Regions from separate parts of the Homo sapiens genome. Here region 2 is linked to region 1. Evidence: read pairs that join two places in POLR2A ChIA-PET (ENCODE). Cell type or tissue: OCI-LY7. All regions are shown on one strand.

Region 1 (8,000 bases):
GTTTATGTTACTTAATAGTCCAGGGGCACCTGGCTTCAGGTAGGTTTGATCCAGGCATCAGGCCATTGCATCTATTTTTTCAGTGTAAGTTGAATTCTAGTAATTTTTATCAAGTAAGGGCTCCTTTCCTGGTGGCACAGATGACTTCAGCAGTTAGAAGTTTCTATCCCTCCAGCTTTCTGCAGCAGAAAGACCCTCATTGTCAGTTTCCCAGCAAAAGTCCCAGGGCAGACTCTCATTGGCCCAAATGGGCCATGTGATTTTCTCTAAACCAATCACTGTGACTCTAGAGTGGCCAGACTCAGAGCTGCACTTAGTAGGGGTTCCTCAAAGGAAGGTCAAGTGTCATGAGCAGGAGAAAAGGCATGGGAGCTGGACAGATTATAGTGGTTGAAGTCTGTGCAGTACAGAAGGGCGGAGCTTATTCACACAGCACCTTTGGGGCCAAAATGAATAAGCTGGACTTTCTCCCCATGGCACTGGGGAACCATGGAAGTTCAGGGAACTTCAGGGAAGAGGCTTGGTCAATTCCTGAGAGCATCCTCTGTGCTGGGGACACAGTGGTAATCAAGACAGCCCCAACACTGCCCTCATAGAGCTCACAGTCCAATGGAGGAGGCAGATGTGTCCTCAGGCAGCGACTGGGCAGGGCTGGTATAGGGGAGTCCAGAGGTGATGCCTGCCTCAGCCAGGGAGGGCTTCCTGGAGGAGAAGGAGCCAGCTAGACATGGATAGGAGTGCGTTTTAGGCACAGCAAATGGCACATACAAGGGCCAGGGAGCAAGAGAGAGGACAGGTCCTCAACAAATGGCATGTGACTTTGTAAGTGTAGAATTGCTGTGAGGTATGGGGCTAGGGGCGTCAGTAGGGCCTTGAAGGTTATGGACAGGGGCCTGGGCTTTCTTCCAAGGGCACTGGGGGAGCCATGGCAAGGTTGTAGGTAGGGTAGAGATGGGCGGGTTTGTGCTATGTGCAGGGTGGAAGGGAGGGAAGTTGACAGGTCAGAAGATCAGGAAAGAGGTCGGGGCTGGACAGATGGGGAGAGCGCAGATAGATTTAAGAGAGTCCTGTGAGGCAAAGTGGGCAGGACCTGGTAACAGGTGTCTGGACTGTGGCTTTGGCTGGCTCAGAAGGTCCCCACTGGCGTGTGTGGTCTATGTAGCCTCTGGGTGTGGAGCTGGGATCTTCAACTGGGGACAGTACAGTAAAGAACATCACAGCATCTCACAGGTTCTGCATACCTTAATGTTTAGAATCTCTCCTAACCTTCCTTGTAGTAATCTCCCTGGGAACTTTTGGGGACATCCCTAGGCCTCAATTTCCCCTCTGTAAAACAGAGGGCAGATTGAACTACAAGGGCCCTTAATCTCTGTGACTCTTGAGGTTTGAAAAAGCACCTTAGGTTCCTGAGGGCTTTGTCGGTTCTTCCATTTACTCCCACCTCACTTTTTTTTTTCCCTAAAACGTTTGTCTTTTGGGGCCCACCGACTGTGTCCTTGTTAACGTAGACATTGGCCTGTTTGACTGGGTGGAGGTGATTGACGTGCCCAACACCCAATGCATGTTCAGCTACTGCTTGACTTCTATTAACTCTTCTCCCTCCACCAATTGCTCTACCACACCTCTTTCCTGTTCCTTCCTGGGACTGAGTTCTCCAAAAGGCCTATCCCTAAAGACTTCATGGGGATGCTCAGACTCACAGATTGGAGAGGGAAACAGCTTGGTCAAAGACATTGAGGTGGGAATTGGAGGGTGTCAGGTGTGAAAGAATCAGAGGAGTAATGGGGAAAGAACTGGAAAGGTGAGCCTCCAGCAAATGGTATGCATTTCAGTGTGGCCTTGAGTTGCAAAATAACAGAAAAGCTTTCTAGGAGAAATGGGGAGCCATGGCAGGTTCTTGAGAAAGTAAGGGACTGGCAGCAGCTACAGAGGGATGAAGTCAGACGGGACAGAAGGAGGCCACTGAGAAGCAGAATATAGGTAGATGTGACGAGCTGCATGGGAGGTCTCAAAACTGGAGACCGTTGGGCTAAATTCAAGTTTCAGACATTTCGTTTGGCTGCATTCCTCCCCAGCGTGGACCTCGTGTTTGAGATCTGAGCATGACTAATTCAAAGCCATAGTTGGAAAGGGCCCATGCTTTGGGTGAGTGACACTGGGCTCAGTGTCTCTCTGGGTCTCAGATTCCCCATAGAGCCTTCTAATTTTTGGACTAGATTCTGTGACCTAACTTTGCCTCATTTTAGACCCGGGATAAGACATGTTTAGTACATGCCTAGACAGGACAAACCACTCTGAGACCACACAGTGGCCAATTGCACGTCCTCCCTCAATAACTATCGCACAAAGCTAAGGCCACCAATGCTTTTATTTATCGCTTTGCGTGGAGACAAAGCACAAGCTCCGAGTGTGCTGGGAGCTCTCCATTAACTAGAGCTCCTGGTTGGGGTGGAGCTCTGGGAAAAGAAGAGGACCCTGCCAGGGAGATATTTCATTGGCCAGAATCCAGAGGATGGAGCCCATTGGTTGGAACTCTGGTTGAAACTGGAACTCTGAGAAGGGTGGAGAGAGCCCCCAGGTGGGACTCTGGGACAGGGGGCGGGGCGAGGAGTGAGGGAGCAGGACTCTGGTGGGCCAGGCCCTCCCACTGGCTGGGTTCCAGCAGTCGGTGGCAGGTGGGCAGGCGCCTACTTCTGGGCGGGGATCATGTCGTCAATGGACTGGCCTTTCTCCAACTTCTTCTCCATTTCCACCATGAGCTTCACACCATCCACCACCAGCTGCACCTGTTCTACTTCGGACGAGCCCAGCCGATCAGCGTTGGACACGTCAAATACTGAGCCCACGGCAGCTGTGTCCACGCCACCTGTGGGAGCAAGGGACAGGGGCGTGAAGAGGCAGCGAAGGTGCAGAGGGGCTGGGACGTGGCCCCCGTGCCAAATGCAACAGCCGCATGTAGTGAGTGCCTACTGTGTAACAGGTTACCTGCACACAGGTAATGCCTGTTCATTCGTGAGCTCACGAGTCTCTGACTTCAGATGGGGTACCACGCCACTCAGTTATCAAACATAGTATAGTGGGTAAGAGAGTGGGTTCTGGAGCCAGGCGGCCTAGGGTCGAATCCTGACCACTCCTCGCTTTATAAATGGGGAAACTGAGGCCCCGAGGGAGGTCCAAGGGCATGTGCAATGCATATTATATAATCATGAAAATCCCACATTGACTCCTATCACATAGGCATATTGACACCCATTTTACAGAGGAAGAAATGCAAGCTCACAGAGGGTCAGCCCTTGCCGGATCCCCAGAACTCGCAGGGATGTCGCACCTCTCCTTGCATCCCTGCAAAGGGCCCTCGCTCCCCCTCCGTCGTGGTGCAAAGGATGTGGGAGCCGTACCTGTACCCCTCTTCTGCAGACGCAGGCGGGTGAGGATCTCCTCGAACTTGGGGTGCTTGCTCAGGTGCGCCAGCTTCACATGCACGCCTCCACGCAGCCCAGTGCCCAGGTTGGATGGGCAGGTGAGCACGTAGCCCAGGTGCTGGTTCCACATGAAGGGGTGGCCAGCTTTCTTAAAGATCTCCTCAATCTGAGGTTCAGAGAGAGGACCAGGGGTCAGCGCCGGCAGGCACCCCCAAATGCACCCGCAACATGGACAGGGTCCGGAGGGACAGGGCGTGGGAACGTGGTGGAGGTGGGATTCTGAGGGGAACAGGGAGGTAGGAGATTCCGAGGGTGCTGGCTAGACAATGGGGACCAAGGCAGGATTTTGAGGGGCGGGGACTAAGAACGCTTTGAAGGCGGGTTTTTTTTTTTTTTTTTTCCAGAGTCTCTCTGTGTCACCCAGGCTGGAGTGCAATGGCGTGATCTCGTCTCACTGCAACCTCTGCCTCCCAGGTTCAAGCGATTCTCCTGCCTCAGCCTCCCGAGTAGCTGGGACTACAGGCGCGCGCCACTACGCCTGGATAATTTATTTATTTATTAATTTTTTAGTATAGAGACGGGGTTTCACCATGTTGGCCAGGCTGGTCTTGAACTCCTGACCCTCCTCAGCCTCCCAAAGTGCTGGGATTACAGGCGTGAGCCACCGCTCCCGGCCTGAAGGCGGATCCTTACGGGCGGGGCTTGGGCATAGGGTGGAGCTGGGTCCAGGGGCGGGGCCCTGAAAAGCGGGTGGGGCTAGTTTTGGGGGGCGGGGTTTGGCATGGGGTGGAGCCAGGTCCGGGGGGCAGGGCCCTGGAAAATGGGTGGGGCAGGGCTTAGTATAGGGGAAGGGGCGGGGCCTCGGAAAGCAGGTGGGGCGTTCAAGGTGGAGTCAGAAGTCAGCAGCTAAGGGCAGACACCCACCTTCTGCAGCCCTACGCAGAAGCGGCGGAAAACCTCCTTCATGTTGCCCCCCTTCTCCATGGAGATGACCCGGAGGTGATCCTCCTCGTTCACCCACACCAGGAAGCTCTTGTTGTCATTGTGCCTAGAGTAAGGTGCCGCAGCAAGAGGCCAAGGTGTCAGCCCCGTGGGAACCCCATTCCCAGCCCTCCCCCAAAACATCTGCCCACCGATGGGGGAAGAGGGCCTGAGGGGTGGGAGGTGGGTGGCATCTGCCTCCTCAAAACGCAGAAGCTTAAACCTGTAGACTCTAATGTCACAGGATCTGCAAAACGCTGAATCCTGGGATCAAGGACTTTTAGGGACTTAAGTCTTTGAACAGTATTATTATAGATCCTTGGGATCTCAGGATGTTTGACAAACAGAAGCTTGGGATCAGAACTGATAACACTTGGTAATCCTACATCTGGTTTCAGGACCAGAAAATCTTCCCATCGTAGTGTGTTAGCTCCCAATCCTAGCATCTCAGAAGCAGGATCTTAGAACATAAAATATTAAGGCTGGGTGCGGTGGCTCACGCCTGTAATCCCAGCACTTTGGGAGGCCGAGGCGGGCGGATCACAAGGTCAGGAGATCGACACCATCCTGGCTAACACGTCGAAACCCTGTCTCTACTAAAAAATACAAAAAAAAATCTGGGCATGGTGGCGGGCATCTGTAGTCCCAGCTACTCAGGAGGCTGAGGCAAGAGAATGGCGAGAACCCGGGAGGTGGAGCTTGCAGTGAGTCGAGATCGCGCCACTGCACTCCAGCCTGGGCAACAGAGCGAGACTCCATCTCAAAAAAAAAAAAAAAAAAGAACATAAAATATTAAGATCCGGAAATGGCCGGGTGTGGTGGCTCATGCCTGTAATCCCAGCACTTTGGGAGGCCAAGGCCGGAGGATTGCTTGAGCCCAGGAGTTCAAGACTACCCTGGGCAACATGGCAAGACCCACATATCTACAAAATTTAAAAAATTAGCAGGCATGGTGGGACACATGCCTGTAGTCCAAGCCACTGGGGAGGCTGAGGCGGGAGGATCACTTGACCTTGGAAGGTCCAGGCTGCAGCGAGCTATGATCCCACCACTGCACTCCAGCCTGGGCAACAGAGCAAGACCCTGTCTCAAAAAAAAAAAAAAAAAAACCTGAGGGCAGGCATGGTGGCTCACGCTTGTAATCCCAGCACTTTGGGAGGCTGAGGTGGGCGGATCACTTAAGGTGAAGAGTTCGAGACCAGCCTGAGCAACATGGCAGAACGCTGTCTCTACCAAAAATACGAAAACTAGCTGGGCACAGTGGCACATGCCTGTCGTCCTAGCTACTAAGGAGGCGGAGGGTGAGAGGATCGTTTGAACCCGGGAGATGGAGGTTTCAGTGAGTCGAGATCAACCCACTGCACTCCAGCCTGGGCCTCAGAGTGAGAGTCCATCTCAAAATAAATAAATAAATAAATGAGTGGAATCTTAAAACCTAAAAATATTTAAAATCTTGAAATCTTAGAATCATCCCATCTGTATATCTTAGCACCCAGGCTCCCTTCATCGATTGAAACCTAGGTTCTCTAAATCTTTGACTATCTGAATCAGGGATTCAAAGAGTCAAAACAAGTCTAGCAATAATACTTTATAATAAAGATAAGACGAATAACCAAGATGTACTGAACACTTAGTGTATACCAGGCACTGCTTTTTTTTTTTTTTTTTTTTTTGAGACAGAGTCTTGGTCTGTCGCCCAGGCTGGAGTGCAGTGATGCGATCTTGGCTCACTTCAAGCTCCGCCTCCCGGGTTCACGCCATTCTCCTGCCTCAGCCTCACGAGTAAGTAGGACTACAGGCGCCTGCCACCAAGCCCAGCTAATTTTTTGTATTTTTAGTAGAGACGGGGTTTCACCATGTTAGCCAGGATGGTCTCGATCTCCTGACCTCGTGATCCGCCCGCCTTGGCCTCCCAAAGTGCTGGGATTACAGGCGTGAGCCACCGCGCCTGGCCCAGGCACTGCTTTTAATACTTTACATAAATTAACTCATTTAATCCTCACAAGAACACCAGAAACTACAAATTATTGTGATCCCTATCCTATAGCTAGGAAACTGGGGTAGAGAAAAATAAAATAAGTTGCCCAAGGTCACAAAGCTAGTAAAGTTAGTAAATGGTAGAGCTGGGATTTGAACCTAGGGAGTACGGTTCAAGTCTGAGTTCTTATTTTTGAGACAGGTAGCTGGAGTGCAGTACCTCGGTCATGATTCACAGTAACCTCAATCCTCTGGGCCCAGCTGATCCTCAGCCTCTCGAGTAGCTGGGACCACAGGTATACGCCATCACGCCTGGCTTTTTTTTTTTTTTTTTTTTTTTTTTTTTTTTGAGACGGAGTCTCCTGTCGCCCAGGCTGGAGTGCAGTGGCACGATCTCAGCTCACTGCAAGCTCCGCCTCTTGGGTTCAGGCCATTCTCCTGCCTCAGCCTCCCAAGTAGCTGGGACTACAGGCGCCTGCCACGACGCCGGGCTAATTTTTTTTTTTTTTTTGTAGTTTTAGTAGAGACGGGGTTTCACCGTGTTAGCCAGGATGGTGTCAATCTCCTGACCTCGTGATCCGCCCACCTTGGCCTCCCAAAGTGCTGGGATTACAGGCGTGAGCCACCGCGCCTGGCTTTTTTTTTTTTTAATTTTTGTAGCGACGTGGTCTCCCTATGTTGCCCAGGCTGGTCTAGAACTCCTGGGCACAAGCGACCCTCCTGCTGCAGCCTCCCAAAGTGCTGGGATTACAGGTGTGAGCCACTGTGCCCGGCCAAGTCTAAGTTCTTTCTTTTTTGTTTGTTTTTTTTTGAGACAGTCTGGCTCTGTCGCCCAGGCTGGAGTGCAGTGGCACGATCTCGGCTCACTGCAACCTCCGCCACCTGGGTTCAAGCGATTCTCCTGCATCATCTTCCCAAGTAGCTGGGACTACAGGCGCCTGCCACTACGCCCAGCTAAATTTTTGTCATTTTTAGTAGACACCGTGTTGGCCAGGCTGGTCTCAAACTCCTGACCTCAAGTGATCCCCCCGCCTTGGCCTCGCAAAGTGCAGGGATTACAGGCATGAGCCACCGTGCCCCGCCAAGTCTTAAGTTTTTAACTACCACTTCTCCGGTCCAGATATCCCAAAATCTGACACACAGACCACAGGATGGGCAGGGGCGGAGGGCAAGATCATTTTCCGTGGCATTTAGAAGATCATAATTACGTATATGGCCTTGGTTTTGGTGGAGGAGTGAGGAGGGCCGTTGCAGGACTGGAGGAGGCTGGGGGAAGAGGAAGCCAGGGGGCGGGGAGGGGCCTCACCAGATGCCACGGGCGTCGGGCCAGTCGCGGGCCATGCCTGAGGCCAGCAGCAGCGGGGACACGGGCTTGTCGAACAGGAAGTGGTCATCGATGAGCTGCTGCTGCTCCTTCTCCGTCATGCTCTTCAGAGGGTAGTACTTCCCTTTGAACTCGCCCGTCAGGCTGTTGAGAGCTATGGGGACACACGAGGGAGTGGTCAGCAGCCTGTCCCACCTCAACCAGGGTGTGGAGGCCCAGGGTTTCCCCTGCTGCTGCTCCTAACGGGCCTGGGCCTTGGCCCCCTGGATGTCCTAAAGGCACCTGAACCCTGTGTC
Region 2 (8,000 bases), 97 kb before region 1:
AGTTAAATTTTTTTTTTTTTTTTTAATAGAGATGGTGTCTCATGTGCTGCCCAGGCTGGACTTGAACTCCTGGGCTCAAGTGATTCCTCCCGCCTTGGCCTCCCAAAGGGCTAGGATTATAGGCATGAGCCACTATGACTGGCTGGATTAATCAAGTAATTTTTTTATGATTCCATTTTATCTCTTTTGTAGGCTTATTAGCTATAGCTCTTTGTTTTATTATTTTATTTATTTATTTATTTGAGAGTTTCACTCTTGTCACCCAAGCTGGAGAGCAGTGGCACGACCTAGGCTCACTACAACCTCTGCCGCCTGGGTTCAACTGATTCCCCTGCCTCACTCAGCCTCCAGAGTAGCTGGGATTATAGGCGCCTGCCACCATGCCCAGCTAATTTGTTTTAATAGAGATAGGGTTTCACCATGTTGGCCAGGCTGGTCTTGAACTCCTGACCTCAAGTGATCCACCCTCCTCAGCCTTCCAAAGTGCTGGGATGACAGGTGTAAGCCACCGCGCCCAGCTATTTTATTTTTTTTGAGACAGAGTCTCACTCTGTTGCCCAGGCTGGAATGCAGTGGCACGATATCGGCTTAGTGCAATCTCTGCCTCCCGGGTTCAAGTGATTTTCCTGCCTCAGCCTCCTGAGTAGCTGGGACTACAGGTGCCCGACACCAAGCCCGACTAATTTTTGTATTTTTAGTAGAGATGGGGTTTCGCCATGTTGGCCAGGCTGGTCTCAAACTCCTGACCTAAGGTGATCCACCCGCCTCGGCCTCCCAAAGTGCTGGGATTACAGGCGTGAGCCACCGCGCCTCACCTGCCTTGTTTTTTTAATGGTCACTGTAGAGTTTATAGTCCACATCTTTAACTTCTCGCAGTCTACATTCAAGTGCTACTGCACTCCACACTCCAGTGTGGGTGACAGAGCGAGACTCTGTCTCAAAAAAAAAAAAAAAAAAAAAAAAAAAAAAACCTAGCTGGGCGTGGTAGCGCACACCTATAGTCTCACCTACTCGGGAGGCTGAGTCACGAGAATTGCTTGAACCCAGGAGGTGGAGGTTGCAGAGAGCTGAGATCACACCACTGCACCCCAGCCTGGGAGACAGAGCGAGACTCCATCTCAAAAAATTAAAAAAAATTTTTGCCTAGTGCTACACATAGGAATGTGCAGGTGCACACGCATACACCTGCATACACACACATGTGCACAGGTACACATAGGAGTGAGTAAAACCAGTGAAATTGGAAGATTAAGGTCTTAGAATTGAACTAATGTCAATGTCCTGTTTTGATGTTGTATTACAGTTATATAAGATGTTAGCATCAGGTAAGTGGATGAAGGGCAAACAAGACCACCATGTACTTTTTTTTTTTTTTTGAGATGGAGTCTTGCTGTGTCACCCAGGCTGGAGTGCAGTGGCGAAATCTTGGCTCATCGCAACCTCTACCTCCTGGGTTCAAGCGATTCTTCTGCCTCAGCCTTCCAAGTAGCTGGGATTATAGGCACCTGCCACCACGCCCAGCTAAGTTTTGTATTTTTAGTAGAGACGGGTTTTGCCATGTTGGCCAAGCTGGTCTCGAACTCCTGATCTCGTGATCTGCCCTCCTTGACCTCCCAAAGTGCTGGGATTACAGGCATGAGCCACCACACCCAGCCTCTCTTTTTGTAACTTCTTATGAATCTATAATCTCTTAGAAATAAAAATAATCAGTCAGGTGCCATCGCTCATACCTGTAATCTCAGTACTTTGGGAGGCCGAGGTGGGTGGATCATTTGAAGTCAAGACTTTGAGACCAGCCTAGCCAACATGGCAAAACGCTGTCTCTGCTAAAAATACAAAAATTAGCTGGGCGTGGTGTCGGGCGTGGTGGCTCACGCCTGTAATCCCAGCACTTTGAGGCCCAGGTGGGCAGATCACCTGATGAGGTCAGGAGTTCGAGACCAGCCTGACCAACAGGGTGAAACACCATCTCTACTAAAAATACAAAAATTAGCTGGGTGTGGTGGTGGGTGCCTGTAATCCCAGCTACTTGGGAGGCTGAGGCAGGAGAATCACTTGAATCCAGGAGGCTGAGGTTGCAGTGAGCTGAGGCTGTGCCATTGCACTCCAGCCTGGGCAACAAGAGTGAAACTATCTCAGAAAGAAAAAAAAAAAAGCCCACAAGTATTTGGAAAGTAAATAACCCAGAAGTCGAAGAAGAAATCAAAAGAGAAAGTATAAACTACATAAAACTCAATGAAAAAAAATAACATATCAAAATACATGACATGAGATAAAGTAATGCTTAGAAAGACATTGATAGATTTTTAAATGCTTAATTAGAAAAGAGGAAAAGGAGGACTGGGGAGACGGTGGTCAAAGGATACAAATTTCAGTTAGGAGGAGTAAGTTCAGGAGATCTATTGCACAACATGGTGACTACAGTTTTGTTTTTTTTTTGTTGTTTGTTTGAGATGGAGTCTCTCTCTGTTGCCCAGGCTGGAGTGCAATGGTGCTACCTCGGCTCACTGCAACCTCTGCCTCCCGGGTTCAAACCATTCTCCTGCCTCAGCCTCCTGAGTAACTGGGATTACAGGCGAGCACCACCATGCCCGGCTAATTTTTATATTTTTAGTAGAGATGGGGTTTCACCATGTTGGCCAGGCTGGTCTTAAACTCCTGACCTCAAGTGATCCGCCCACCTTGGCCTCCCACAGTGCTGGGATTACACGCATAAGCCACTGCGCCTGACCAACTACAGTTAATAACAATGTATTGTATACTTGAAAATTTCGAAGAGAGTAGTTCTATTTCTTTATTTTATTGTTATTATTGTTTTTTTCTGAGACAGTGTCTTGCTCTGTCGCCCAGGTTGGAGTGCAGTAATGCAATCTCGGCTCACTGCAAGCTCCGCCTCCCGGTTTCACTCCATTCTCCTGCCTCAGCCTCCCGAGTAGCTGGGACTACAGGCGCCTGCCACTACGCCCAGCTAATTTTTTGTATTTTTAGTAGAGACGAGGTTTCACCGTGTTAGCCAGGATGGTCTCGATCTCCTGATCTCGTGATCCGCCCGCCTCGGCCTCCCAAAGTGCTGGGATTACAGGCGTGAGCCACCATGCCCGGCCTATTTTATTTTTTTTGAGGCGGAGTTTCGCCCTTGTTGCCCAGGCTGGAGTGCAGTGGCACCATCTTGGCTCACCATCTTTGCTCACCGCAACCTCTGCCTCCCGGGTTCAAGCGATTCTCCTGACTCAGCCTTCCAAGTAGCTGTGATTATAGGCATGCGCCACCACGCCCGGCTAATTTTTGTATTTTTAGTAAAGATGGGGTTTCACTGTGTTAGCCAGGATGGTCTCCATCTCCTGACCTCGTGATCCGCCCACCTCAGCCACCTCCCAAAGTGCTGGGATTACAGGCGTGAGCCATTGTGCCTGGCCAGAACTCTGTCTCAAAAACAAAACAAAACAAAACAAAATTATGCACATGAAAAACATCAGTCACAAAAGACTACGTTATGTATTTCCAAATGTGAAAAGTCCAAAATAGGTAGATTAATAGAGACAGAGAGATTAGTGTCTGCTTAGGGCTAGAAAGTTACTAGGGAGATTGGATATTAACTACAAATGAGTATGAGGTTTCTTTATTTAAAATTTTTTTATTGTGCTGAAATATACATAAAATTTACTATTTTAACTTTTTTTTTTTTTTTTTTTTTTTTTTTTGAGATGGAGTCTTGCTCTGTCTCTTAGGCTGGAGTGCAGGGGCACGATCTCGGCTCACTTCAACCTCTGCCTCCTGGGCTCAAGTGATTCTCTTGCCTGAGCCTCCTGGAGTAGCTGGGATTATAGATGCGCCACCACGCCTGGCTAAGTTTTGAATTTTTAGTAGAGATGTGGTTTCTCCACGTTGGCCAGGCTGGTCTCGAACTCCTGACCTCACATGATCCGCCCACCTCGGCCTCCCAAAGCGCTGGGATTACAGGTGTGAGCCACCTCACCCGGCCACTTTTTTTTTTTTCTTTTTTAATGAGACAAGGTCTCACCTATCATCTAGGCTACAACGCAGAGGCACAATCACAGCCAACTGCAACCTTGAACACCTGGCTTCAGGCGATCCTCCCACCTCTGTGTCCCAAACTGCTGTGTGAGCCACTGTGCCCAGCCAAAAGCTGTTTTTCAATGGAGGACCAACATCTGAAAAGTACATTGACAAACTGAGGCTCTTATATGTTTAATTCAACGCCTACAGGGCAGTGGCAGTGGCTCACGCCTGTAATCCCAGCACTTTGGGAGGATGAGGCAGGAGGATGGCTTGAGGCCAACCTGGTCAACATAGTGAGACTCTGTCTTTACAAAACAAATAAAATATTAGCTGGGTGTGCTGGCACGAGCCTGTAGTCCCAGCTACTCAGAAGGCTGAGGTGGGAGGATCACTTGGGCTAGGAGGTAGAGGCTGCAGTGAGCTATGATCGTGTCATTGCACTCCAGCCTGGGCAACAGAGCAAAGACCCTGTCTCTAAAAAATAAATAATAAATGTCTATGGACTGCACAATATTGTTGATTCCTCAACTCCTCTCTTGCTCTTTTGCATATTGGCAACATAAAAAGTGTCATTTTCGGGCTGGGCACAGTGGCTCATGCCTGTCATCCCAGCACTTTGGGAGGCTGAGGCGGGTAGATCACTTGAGGTCAGGAGTTGGAGACCAGCCTGGCCAACATGGTGAAGCCCCGTCTCTACTAAAAATACAAAAATTAGCTGGGTATGGTGGTGGTGGAGGGGGGGCACCTGTAATCCCAGCTACTCAGGAGCCTGAGGCAGGAGAATAAATTGCTTGAACCTGGGAGGTGGAGGTTGCAGTGAGCTGAGATCGCGCCATTGCACTCTAGCCTGGGCGACAGAATGAGACTCTGACTGAAAAAAAAAAAAAAAAGAAAATGTCATTTTCAGAGGGCAAAGTGAGGAAGGTGCACCCTCAGGACATTCTTGCCTCAGCCTGGGGAAAGAGAGTTTAAGCAATTCCCCCAGAAAGGCACAGGAACCTCAGCCCAGAGAGGGGCAGCTTCCTGCCTCGGGTCAGGAAGCACAGCCTTGGGCTCCGAGAGTCCCTCGTCTCTACCTCCCCAAGTTCAAATGTGCATGCGTGAAGTTCCAAACCCAGCCCCAGTGCTAACCCCTGGCTGCCTCCTCTTTCTGACTTCTCAGGGAAAAAAAAAAAAACCACATACACACAAAAAATCCCACAAGTCAGGAAACATCCATCACGGGCTGTCCAGCCCAGGCCGGAGGGGCAGGAGTCAGCAGGGAGGTGACCTCAAGGTCTCCGTGGGGACTAGGATCCGGCGGGGCTGGGGGTGAGAGGCTGGAAATTTTCCCACCCCGAGACTTTCCTGCGTCAACCCAGGAGGGCGCCCTGGATGCCGCCAGCCCTGCCCCCAACCTCCTTCCTCTCCTGACAGGGCAGCTTCCCGGCTAAGGATGGATGGGGAGGGTGTGCCAAGATGGAGCCACCAGGACCAGGAATGGACAGGCACTTTGAGATTGACCAGACGAGGGACCCTGGCTCAGAGTGGCGAAGGCCTGGCCTCAGAGCCACACAGCCAGGAGGTGTACATGGGTTGGCGTCGCTCCCAGCACATGCAGCCTCCCTCTACCTCCACTACCCTGCCCAGGAGCTGGAGCCCAGCCCGGCCTTGGGTGTGTGAGAAGCCACTGGCCCGGGGCCCTGCTTCCCCGGTCCTTCCTCCCCACAACACACTCAGGACTCAGCCCTTCCTTGTGTTAAATAGAAACCTCTTTATTCTAAGTATCGAACGTTCCTTAATACATTGGATTGGGGCCAGACCTTGAGGTGAGGGAAAGGGGCGGGGGAGCTGGGATATTTCTGTAGAGACTTCCAGAACGACACTCACCACTCTGGGCTATGGCAGGAGGGGAGGTGCTGGGAACAGGCTTCATGGCCTTGGGAAAATGCTTTGTCTCTTTGGCCTCTGTTTCCCCCTACCTTTTTTTTTTTTTTTTTTTTTTGAGAAAGGGTCTTGCTTTGTTGACCAGGCTGGAGTGCAGTGGCACAGTCATAGCTCACTGCAGCCTCGAACTCCAGTGATCCTCCAGCCTCAGCCTCACCAGTAGCTGGGACTACAGGCACACACCACCGTGCCCAGCTAATTTTTTATTTTTTGTAGAGATAGGGGGCAGGTCTCACTATGTTGCCCAGGCTGGTCTTGAACTCCTGGGCTCAAGCAATCCTCCGGCCTCAGCCTCCCAAAGTGTTGGGATTACAGGCATGAGCCACCGTGCCTGGCGTTTGTTTCCCTTCTGTACAGGGAGTTTGGGGTTGGGTGAAAAGACATCTAAGGGTCTTTCTATCCCAGGGGTGTGTGGTCCCAGGCAGGGAGTCAGGAGGGGCGCCGTACGGGAGGTTGGCTTGTCAGCAGCATAGATGGGGTCACTAAGGCCGGCGGTTGGGTGACCCTCAGCGCTGGGCCCGAGGTCGCGCTAGAGACGGAGGCCGGGGCCGAGGCAGACAGGCCAAACTGGGCCTGGCCAGCCGGGAGAGGGGGAGGCGGCCCAGGAAGAGAGGGAGGCTGAGACAGAAAGATGGGCGGGGCACAGGGATGTCTGCAAAGAAGGCACGGTCCCGAGGGGGTGACAGGGCTCCCTCCTCAGAGAGTTCCAGGTCCCGGGCCACGGCCAGGATCTCCTGGCGGGCGGCTGTGTTGCGCAGGCCACGGATGTCGAGGAGGGCTGCCACGTGCTTCTGCCTGTGGGGAGAGGAACAGACAGGTGCATGCAGATCCCCAGCTCTAGACACACACCCAACCCAGCCGTGGACCCCACCTGACCCCCTCACCTATCCCAGAAATTGCCTGAGTTCTGGGGCCTCTGTGTCCCCTCCAGAGCCTTCCCTCCAATCAGCTCCCTTGCCCAGGCCCTCACCTCATACCAGCTCCCTCCAGAACTTCACTTCCAACCATCTCCAAATCCCCCTTACAACCAACCCCAGAACCAGCCCTGGGATCTTCCTTTTCACCCCAAGCCTCAGCTCGTGATTAAAATTCACCTTCTCAGCTGGGTGCCGTGGCTCATGCCTGTAATCCCAGCACTTTGGGGGGCCAAGGCAGGCGGATCACCTGAGGTCAGGAGTTCGAGACCAGCCTGGCCAACATGGCGAAACCCTCTCTCTACTAAAAATACATTAAAAAAAAAAAAAAGCTGGGTGTGGTGGCAGGCGCTTGTAATCCTAGCTACTCAGGAGTCTGAGGCAAGAGAATCCCTTAAACCTGGGAGGCAGAGGTTGCAGTGAGCTGAGATCGCGCCACTGCAGTCCAGCCTGGGTGACACAGCGAGACTCCATTTCAAAAGTAAAAAAAAGAAAGAAACCTTGTACCCCACTCCCCCTAAATCCTCAGCCCTAGGTACCTCCTAATCTCAAGCTCAACCCCCTAAACCCAACCCAGCTAGCAAACTCTTAAACTTAGCTACAGATTCAAGTTCTGACTCATGATCCAATATTCAAGTTCAGAAACTCCACATCAGCAAGAATACTGGGACTTCTTGGGACCCCATGGGACTCCAGGAATATGTGCCTTCCCAAGGACATGACCTTATCCCCCAGAATCAGAACTGACCACCCTGAATCAATTCCAGGACCCCCACCCTCAGTGCTGAAACTGAAACCCGCTCATGCCTCACTCCTTGTTTTTCTGGGGTTCTGTTTCTCTGAGTATGTCTGAGAATGTGTCTGCCCAAATAGCACTGCAAGGACTGGCGTTGCTCCGGCAGCCACCACCACTGCCACCACCATCCAGCACTGTCACATGGTGGTGTGGTGTGCTGATCTGGTACACTAGTTTTTTTGTGTGTTTGTTTGTTTGTTTGTTTGTTTTGAGACAGAGTCTTGCTCTGTTGGCCAGGCTGGAGTGCAGTGGCGCGATCTCAGCTCACTGCAACCTCCGCCTCCTGGGCTCAAGCAATTCTCCTGCCTCAGCCTCCCGAGTAGCTGGGATTACAGGAGTGTGCC

What was found. ChIA-PET counts read pairs that join two places held together with the same protein. Peaks named below come from ENCODE experiments on the same cell type or tissue, not always from the same donor. Only the 100,000 strongest peaks of a DNase experiment are listed, where the experiment ranks them.
Region 2: POLR2A ChIA-PET joins it to region 1 with 12 read pairs; 6 of 35 experiments call an interaction of 5 or more read pairs at or near these places.

What each region holds. Positions count from the first base shown.
Region 1 is chr19:45,304,063-45,312,062 of GRCh38, forward strand. MARK4 (microtubule affinity regulating kinase 4) reads left to right here. Exons shown (of 17, transcript NM_001199867.2): 17 at 1-1,222. It overlaps CKM (creatine kinase, M-type), which reads right to left. Exons shown (of 8, transcript NM_001824.5): 5 at 7,687-7,858; 6 at 4,347-4,470; 7 at 3,399-3,588; 8 at 2,351-2,866. The coding sequence ends at 2,688. Among named protein-coding and RNA genes, the nearest start is that of CKM, 15 kb to the right of the region's middle. RefSeq lists a silencer at 4,468-4,625. In OCI-LY7, no CTCF peak of the experiment used is centred here; a DNase peak (open chromatin) is centred at 4,279; H3K4me3 peaks cover 586 bases.
Region 2 is chr19:45,206,617-45,214,616 of GRCh38, forward strand. It overlaps EXOC3L2 (exocyst complex component 3 like 2), which reads right to left. Exons shown (of 12, transcript NM_001382422.1): 12 at 5,754-6,741. The coding sequence ends at 6,453. It also overlaps a transcript of BLOC1S3 not described here. Among named protein-coding and RNA genes, the nearest start is that of BLOC1S3, 32 kb to the left of the region's middle. In OCI-LY7, no CTCF peak of the experiment used is centred here; no DNase peak of the experiment used is centred here.